2 separate regions of the Homo sapiens genome follow, and region 1 is linked to region 2. Evidence: chromatin loops called from intact Hi-C (ENCODE). Cell type or tissue: breast epithelium. All regions are shown on one strand. Links, peaks and the distances in the headings refer to the core of each region. The heading gives the core; the rest is flanking DNA. Region 1 has its middle 67 kb from the start of LINC02005. Region 2 overlaps PDZRN3 (PDZ domain containing ring finger 3).

Region 1 (4,399 bases), core at 98-4,097, 180 kb after region 2:
CTGTGGAGTAGGAGACAGTATGGGGCTGGGACAAGATTTCATACAGAAGAAAGAAGTGACTCTACATTTATATGAATTAGGAGCTGGAGTCAGGACGAGGGGCCACGGGAGACTGAGAGGCTACATGGGGAAAAAGACGAGAGACAGCAGGAAACCCACTGGTTACTTGGAAAAGAGCCCTGATGTAAGAGAATGTCTTGTGGGTTTTTTTTGAGATAAACACTGTGGGCTCTGAGATGAAAGCATCCTCTCTCTCTTTCACATAAAAACTTCCATAGAATTTACATTGCTCACCAAAGCTCATGGGTGGAGTAGATTCTTTCTGGAGAATGCAGAGGTGCTGTGTCTGCCTCAAACTGGGTGTCAGGAAAAAACAGAGCCTGAGTGGGAAGAAACCGACATATGGTACACACAAGAGGCGCATGCTAATTGTGGAAAAATGAGAAAATATGGGGGAGTCCAAGGAAGGAAAAAATATCCAGATTTCTACCAGCCCAAGATAGCTATTGTTAATGTGTTGATGTCGTCTGGTTCTTGTTCTAGATTATTGTGCACATTTGTGTCATTCTATTATATTTTTCTCAAAAGAAAATGAGATCCATACAGTATACACTGCTTTATAATTCTTTTCATTTGCTTGACAATATGCTGGGGTCATCTCTCTAACTGTAGGGTATCGTTGGTAGAGGCTAGAATATTGATACGCAAAACATTGGTTTCCAAGCTTTTGTAGTTATAACTATTGGTCTGATAAACATCCTGAATAGTTAAATCTTGTACACTTATCTGATTATTTCCTGCATATACATTTCCCTCCTCCCTTTCTTTCTCCCATCCATTTATCCAATAGATGGGAGGAAGACATCAACAAACAGTTGCTGTCTTAGCTTGGGCTACTATAACAAAATACCATACACTGGGTAATTTTAACCACAGACATTTATTTCTCTCATTTCTGAAGGCTGAAAAATCCAAGATCAAGGTGTTGGCAGATTTCGGGCCTCTTCGTGGCTTGCAGATGGCCACCTTTTCACTAAGTCCTTATGTGACAGAGACAGAGAGAAAAGAGAGAAAGACAGAGGGAGGGAGAGAGGAAGAGAGCTCTCATCTCTCTTCCTCTTATAAAAACATTAATCCTGGGGGCTTCAACCTCATGCCCTCATCTAAACCTAATTACCACCCAAAGGCTCTGCTTCCAAATACCACAACATTGGGAGTTGGGGATTCAACCTATAAATTTTGGGGGGAAATAAACATTTAGTTCATAACAGTTGCTGAATGTTTCCTCGGTGTTGGGCTGTGGGTGAGATTCTGGGGTTACAGATCTATTCCCCTTCATGTGGAAGACATAGGCAATAATCATATAGCCACACAGAAAGAATGTTAAAGTAGCAGTTGCAACAAGCACTATGCCAAAGAGATACATGACTCCATGGGGACCTAGAGCAGGAGATTTTGTTAATTTAGGCAAGTTATGAAGACTTCCCTGAGGAAGTGACACTTGAGCTGGAATGTGAAGGATGAACAGGAAACAATTAGGTAAAGAGAGAAAGGAAGAGGACCAGAGGGAGAAGGAACAGTAGGTAGTCTTAAGGGCAGCAGGGAATTTTCTAGAGCAAAGGACTAAACAATGGTCAGTATTAGGGGAGCAGGCACAGCCAGAAGGTTGAAAGAATTGCTGGTTGAAAGGATACAGTAATTCCAGGTCTTAGTTTAAGTAAAAAGTTAAGTAAAAAGTAAAAGTAAAATGTTAAGAAACATACCGTATTTAATTATATTACATTTAAAATGCCCCATTGAGTTTTAAACCATTCTAAGGAGCAAATTTAAATATGGGATAATGGATATGGTATTGAGAAGGTTGAGTAAACCCGCATGAATCTGCAAAAACATATAAGAAATACCACTCTACAGTGTTTGTGACTCCTTTTTATGGTCCATATATAAGATCTCATCTGGTTGGGCTTAAAGGAGACATCCATATCACCAGCTCAACAGATCAGCAGAATAACCAGACGGCCCCTCACATGGGGTAGGCTTCATCAAAGAACCATTTTGCCGCCACTAATCCTGGCCTGAGTCTCCTCTCAGTCGGATAAAAATATGGTATCTACAGAGCAGAACAATGTGGGCTAAAGGCAAGAATGCTATCGCTGAGCTGACAAAACTCCATGATATTCTTGGACAGGGTGCTGAATTAGAACACATTTTCATGAAAACTTCCATTATTTTTTGACATGGGTATTTGTTGACACTCCTGGTGAGGCTTCTAAAGAAAATATCACTTCCTAGTCAAACGCAATACTTGGCAATCACATTGCTTTGCTTCAGGGCTGGTCCTAGCTCATACAGACCCTTTGTGTGAATTAGAAAATGGCATCCCCATGGCAGGTACTTGGCATAGTGATCTTATATGTTGTCAGTGTGGATAAGGAAAAGATAAGCCTTCTCCCACTCCATCAGTGTGGCGTCACACTGAGATGTATGGCTTAACAAGGGGGACTGTAGGCTGCACTTCAGCTTCACTTGGCCCCATATCTGGGGACCTCTGTGCCAGGCACAATAAAGAGAAAGAAAAAGCCAGAGAAGTATCTGCAAGCAAGAGTTGTATTTCTAGCGGAGCAGAGATAAACACAGTAAGAAAACAGCAGAAACTGTAAATGAGCGGTGTCCTTAATCATAACTAAATTTGCTGAACTTCCTTGTGGAAATAAGACATCAGTTGTACAATATGACATAATTGTCATCAGTGTGAAAGATAAGACCGGGTTATGTATTGGATCAGATATTGGAAAGTGGTCCTTCTGTCCTGTGCTCATTGTGATGCAAGGCATGACTGTGAGGTTGCTCGCCTCATCTCTTATTTTGATGATTTTTCACAGGAAAATTGAAAAATAAAAAAGCAATATTTGCAAACTACCTCCTTGTTTATATGCTTTCCAATACTTGATCCAATATGTAACCCAGTCTTATCTTCCATACTGATGACAATTAGGCCATATTGTACAACTGACGTCTTATTTCCACAAGGAAGTTCAGCAAATTTAGTTATGATTAAGGACACCGTTCATTTACAGTTTCTGCTATTTTCTTATAGCGTTCATCTCTGCTCTGTTAGAAAAACAACTCTTGAATGCAGATACCTCTCTGGCATTTTCTCTCTCTTTATTCTTGGTCTAGAAAGGCCCCAACTTACAGCTCTTTATGCCTTCAGAAAGTCCAAACTGGTACCAATTGGGTATAAAGGGAACATGCTTAGTTTTTGAAATTTTTTTTAAATGTAGTTTTAGTTGCTGAATAACTTAGGGGGAAACAAACAAAATGGTTTACTAGAAAGGCTCTCCCCGCAAACCACTGAGCCCAGGGAAAATTATCAGTGGTAATGGAGAAAAATACTGTGCTCAATTGAATCAATTTTCTTTTGTTTCTGAATTGTGCTTCTCAAGTATATAGTCAGTATGCCAAATATTGGCCCAATTTAGGCCAACCATTAAATGAAGCCTGGCACCAAATTTATAACAATTGTTCAAGAAAACAAAGCTAGCTGGTTCCTCCCAGTGAGAATTTGTGGATATGATCTCAAAAAATTCCAGACATACACAATTCCATTGAAACTTATTCTACCCATGGGTTTCTTTTGAGCTTCGATGCTACTTGAATCATTCTTTAGCTCTTTATTTATATTGCTTTTTTCATTAGAACACTGTGTTTTTCACTTGGAGGGAACATGATCTTTTGCTCTCAAATCCGTTTTCAAGACAAACAAAATGAGATTCCTCACTCAAAATGTGCCAAGTTTTCTTGGGCATAAAAGCAAAAAGAGAAAGAAAGAAAAATACGTACAGTAACAATTATTCAAAGCAGGATGAGAGACAACGTAGGAAGCAAACTCAAAAAGTGGCAGAAGGTGGGTGAGGGTTGGTACCCTAGGGGAGCTCAGAAGCTTCACCTAAGAATTAGGGTTCATCAATGATTTCACCCCATAAACACCAATTCTTCTATCTTGTTCAGGAAATGGTGATTATGGTGCAAAACAAACCACCTGAAATCTCAGTGGCATGCAGCAATAAGCACTGATTTCTTCCTCACTGGACTGTGGGGTTGGCAGGCACAGGTTTGCTTCTGGTGGTGGGTCTGAGGGTCAGCTGGGGTGGCCCTGCATCAGGTGAGGGCAGGCCAGGCTGAAAAGGCAGCAGCTACCTAGGGCATATTCTTCTTCATGAGGAAGGCAAGAAACTGCTGGAGGTCCAAATGGAAACCCTTGAATCCTCTTAAACCCTGTACTAAGCACTGGCACATGGTCACTCCACCCTGGTTAGCCTCTCTGCCTTAATTGGCCAAACTGAGCCAGCTGACCAAACCTAGGATCAAACGGCAAGGCTGGGGGTGGGGCTGAGGG
Region 2 (4,399 bases), core at 290-4,289:
TCGAGGCTGAGTGCTCCTCATCCCCCAACTATATAAGGGTGTGTTTGGGGGCAAAAGCTCTGGAGCACAATATACAGATGGAGAAACAAGACCTTCCATAAGAAAATATGCACCACTGTATATGTGGTGGAAGAACCGGGAAATCATTTAAATATACCTGCTCAATGGCATGTCAGACACATTTTGCTCCATTGAGAAATACTCAACCTACTCATCATTCAAAGGGTTGTTTAAATGTTTAAATGCACCTGTGCATACTCAATTGTATCTGCCCCTTTTCCCATATTCATGGGATGGAAATGTTCGGCAGATGGATCCCTTTGCATCAGCATCAGATTAATTTTGTAGAGATGGAGATTTTAGAACACAGATATTTCTGTATTTAGCACAGCCATGGCTGAGCCTCATTCATGATCCAGAAAACAGCATTATTAGGAGTAAAAGATTTCTTAATGCAGAAAGCCCCCTAGGCTCCAGGTGACTGACAATGAGTCACGGCTCGTGCACATGAAATGCGTTTGGCACATTTGTACACTAAAGTCTATTTGCTGGGTCTAGATGGTAATGGTCAGAGAAGCAGGGAAGACAAGGGAAGGGAAGAGAAGAACAAGCAACTATGTAAACAGCTCTTCTGGGGAAACCATGTAAAAATTAAATGAATTTGCCTATTAGCAGAACATAACCACATAAAGAGATCCCGACAATAAACTTTACACACATGACTTTCTCACCTTCAGTTAGGATGCTTTACTTCTCATTGATCTACTGGATGGCTGAATAAAATATAGAATTTGTTTGTGATTTAAAATCCTAGAGCTGCAAGCAGTATAACTGTTTTGTTTTTACATTTGCCAAACTGCCCTGGTGGAGCTGCTTTAAAGAGAGGTGGCAAACATTCTGAAAGCTGTCAACCTTTCAACCATTAGGGCTCACCCCCTCTTAGACAAACTCCCATACTTTATCTGTCATTACTGCTGTGACCAGGGCAAGCTGCATTTTTGTCCAGTGGCTACAATGAAATGAGCATTCCAGCTGATTCCACAGCATGTCAAGAAGGGAAAAGGTTAATATACTCACCAGGGAAAGCTGGGGTGCCTCAGAAGTCTAGAGCTTCCAGGGATGTTGTTTCTATTCAGTAAGAGAGACATCTCAGGTGTATCCTAAACATTTGGATGCGTCAGCTCGGAAGTGTTATTTCTCAGCAACTGACTTTGCTTATCCGTTCACTTGCAAGGCTATTATATAAGAAAGGCTGAACTGAACTACTGTTGAAAAATGATGCACTCACATGGTGAGCACCAGAAAGGAAGCTGTGGTCTTCACGTGCATCTTCGCATGCGGATCCTCACATGCGGATGCTTGTGCACTTGTCTACCCCATTTTCTGAGGCACGTGTTTGGGCCAGAACTCCTGAAATCCCACGTCTCAATTCCTGGACAAGCAAACTTAAAAAAAAAATCCTCTTTCCTCGATTTTTACTGTGATTTGAAACACATAATCAGAACTTGGTACAATTAACATCACAGAGAAACCCAAGTCATTTTTTTTTTTTTTTTGCTGGAAAAGCTGTTTGTTTTTCATTAGGAATTCATGTGAGCTTCCTGAATTTCAAGAAGATACATCTGCTCCTTAAATTTCAGTGCTGTGTCAACACTTACTAGGAAATTCATAAATTCTGGTCAAAAACCATCTTTTGATCTGGTTTGATTTACAGTTTCTAAAACAGAATAGAAAAGCCTAAATCCCCATTACACTCACATGTACAGAGATGTATGAACTGATATCTCAGTATTCTCTCCCTACCTCTCTCTATTGCACACAGTGGGAGCTAAATAACCCTTAACACATTAATGTCCCACAGATAAAAAAAGAGTCATGAGAATACCATTAACATCACCAGGGTAAAAGCTAATAAAAGAAATCTAGTAGGTAAGTGTAATATAGATAGTGTTTTGTACATAGGACATCCAGTATAAGATGGGCATGATATGCCTCTCTTAGGAAACTGACCTGAGAAACCCCTGGCATTAGGAGGTGTTTCATTAGATTGAAATTAGACGTGGTTTCCAGATTCCCTTTAAAAGAATAAAACAAAAAAGTCTCCATTCCCTGTAAACTACACACAAAGTATATCATTACTAAGACGTCACTTTGCTTTTGGAGAAGTTGTGTCACAAAACCATCCTCCCAATCACAAACCTATATTTACCAAGGTCAGCCCCGTTAAATGCATGCCATCTACATTTCCGGGACTTCAGGTAGTGCAAATGCTTCTGAAGCTTACATAATTTGGGGTACAATGGATTCACCCCCATCCCACCATCAAAGCCCGAATAGAGAGCACAGCTGTCTATTCACTGAAATTTAAGGCTTTTGTACTTCATTTGCTTTTCTTCCTCTTTTTAATTTGGGGAAAGGGCAAGAGAATTCTTTACCAGAAATGATTCCAAGATGCACTTCTCACATTAAGAATGAAGTATATCTCCTTTAAGTGATACTGTCAACATAAAACATTTCTAAGTCAGCTTAATCCTTTTTTCTATGAATGGAAAATACATTTTCAGACTTTCTGGTGGTACTTATTTAACCATGGGCTGCAAGTTGGCAAATTATATATATATATATATATATATATATATATTTTTTTTTTTTTTTTTTTTTTTGAGACAGAGTCTAGTTCAGTTGCTCAGGCTGGAGTGCTGTGGCACGATCTCTGCTCACTGCAAGCTCCGCCTCCCAGGTTCACGCCATTCTCCTGCCTCAGCCTCCCGAGTAGCTGGGAATACAGGTGCCCGCCACCACGCCCGGCTATTTTTTTTTTGTTGTTGTTGTTTTGTGTTTTTAGTAGAGATGGGGTTTCACCGTGTTAGCCAGGATGGTCTCGATCTCCTGACCTCGTGATCCGCCCGCCTCGGCCCCCCAAAGTGCTGGGACTACAGGTGTGAGCCACTGTGCCCAGCCGCCAAATTATATTTTCTATTTAAAAAAAAGATGATGAACTGGATAAATCAAAAGCAGTGGTTAGGAGAAAGCTAAGCAGACCCGTAGAAGGAATATTCCTCTTATAATCACCTTTACACAGACTAAAACCTTATATTTTTTAAAAAGTTGCCTGTTTTCTGCATGACTTTGCTGATAATTTGGAATCAGAAGTCTACTTTCTATGGCTACTATTTTATACAATTTCATTTATAAATCAAGAGACATTTGCCTGCTGTGGGCTTCTGCAAATTTCCTATGGCAAACAGATTTTTTAAATGCCTGAATTTTCTACCAACTTATGGCAGAGTTAAGTAGTCATGACTGACGCTATATGGCCATAAATGCCAAAAACATTTACTATTGAGTCCTTAATAGAAAAGGTTTCTGACTCCTGCTCTACATGCTTAATAAACTCTTACAACATCCTATGAGGTATAATTATCATTCTAATTTTGCAAAAGAGGCAACTGGGGCCCAGAGGGGGAAAACAATCTGACAGAACATAAATAGCGAGAAGATGCAGAGGTAGGACTTGAGGCAGGCTGGCTCCAGAGCCCAGGCTCATAACCACAAGGTAACCTCTCTGTTATTGGGTATTAGTGTAATTATTACCATGAACATGCAACCACCTTGAACACACATGTTCTCCCCCTGGGCTTCTGGGCTGCTGTGAGCACGGTTGCTGGTTTAGAGGCTGTGCCTATTCTGCCCTCTTCCTGGCTCCTCTAATTCTCTCTGCCTGAGTCATGCCTTCTGTAGCCAAACCTGTATAACTCTACATCAAATATCCCAAATATGGGGACTGAAAGTCTCAGCTGAATGATTTAGAACAGTCACTTAACATCTTGAAAATTCTGTCTTCCCATGTGAAAAATGTGTCTGATAATCCTGGGAGCCATGTACCTACTTTGCAGAGCTGTTCAGACCTTAGCTGTTCTCTGCCCTCCCTACCCTTCTTTGTGTCCTAGTCTCACCTTTTATTGAAACCAGCACCTGGGTTTGTTTTCACTGACAGCCATGTGGCCTCAATTTAGGGTGTGTGACATGGGAGGGCCAGGATCTCAACCTCTGCCCCAAATACATTCCATCAGCCCTCTCCAGCACCTGTAGCCAACTTCTCCTTTCAAAGCTCAACTCCGTTCCTTGAGGTTTCTTCTCCGCCCTGCACTTTCTCTTGTGGGTTGAAGAGGCAGGTCCAATTTTCACCTGATCTACACAATCCCCTATGCTCACTGGATGGTCCAATCCCTCTTAGGGCTTTTCACTCTTCCAGGTCATTCCTGGTACCACTCAGGAACTTTCCTTCTCAGCATCATAAATACTATCCTTTCCCTCCCCAATAATTAGTGGTAAGCCTCATAATTTAGAACTCAGGCTCTGAAATTAGGCAAATGTGAGCTAGAATGCTAACTCTGCC

Evidence for each region. Hi-C counts contacts between places; a loop is a spot of excess contacts. Peaks named below come from ENCODE experiments on the same cell type or tissue, not always from the same donor. Only the 100,000 strongest peaks of a DNase experiment are listed, where the experiment ranks them.
Region 1: a loop joins it to region 2, with 9 times the contacts of the local background. A loop is called at or near these places in 1 of 110 quality-filtered maps.

What each region holds. Positions count from the first base shown.
Region 1 is chr3:73,740,004-73,744,402 of GRCh38, forward strand. No RefSeq gene overlaps it. Among named protein-coding and RNA genes, the nearest start is that of LINC02005, 67 kb to the right of the region's middle. In breast epithelium, for the core only: no CTCF peak of the experiment used is centred there; no DNase peak of the experiment used is centred there; H3K27ac peaks cover 577 bases.
Region 2 is chr3:73,560,374-73,564,772 of GRCh38, forward strand. All of the region lies in intron 3 of PDZRN3 (PDZ domain containing ring finger 3), which reads right to left. The region is part of intron 1 of LOC101927296 (a long non-coding RNA gene); the gene reads left to right. Among named protein-coding and RNA genes, the nearest start is that of PDZRN3-AS1, 61 kb to the right of the region's middle. In breast epithelium, for the core only: no CTCF peak of the experiment used is centred there; no DNase peak of the experiment used is centred there; H3K27ac peaks cover 686 bases.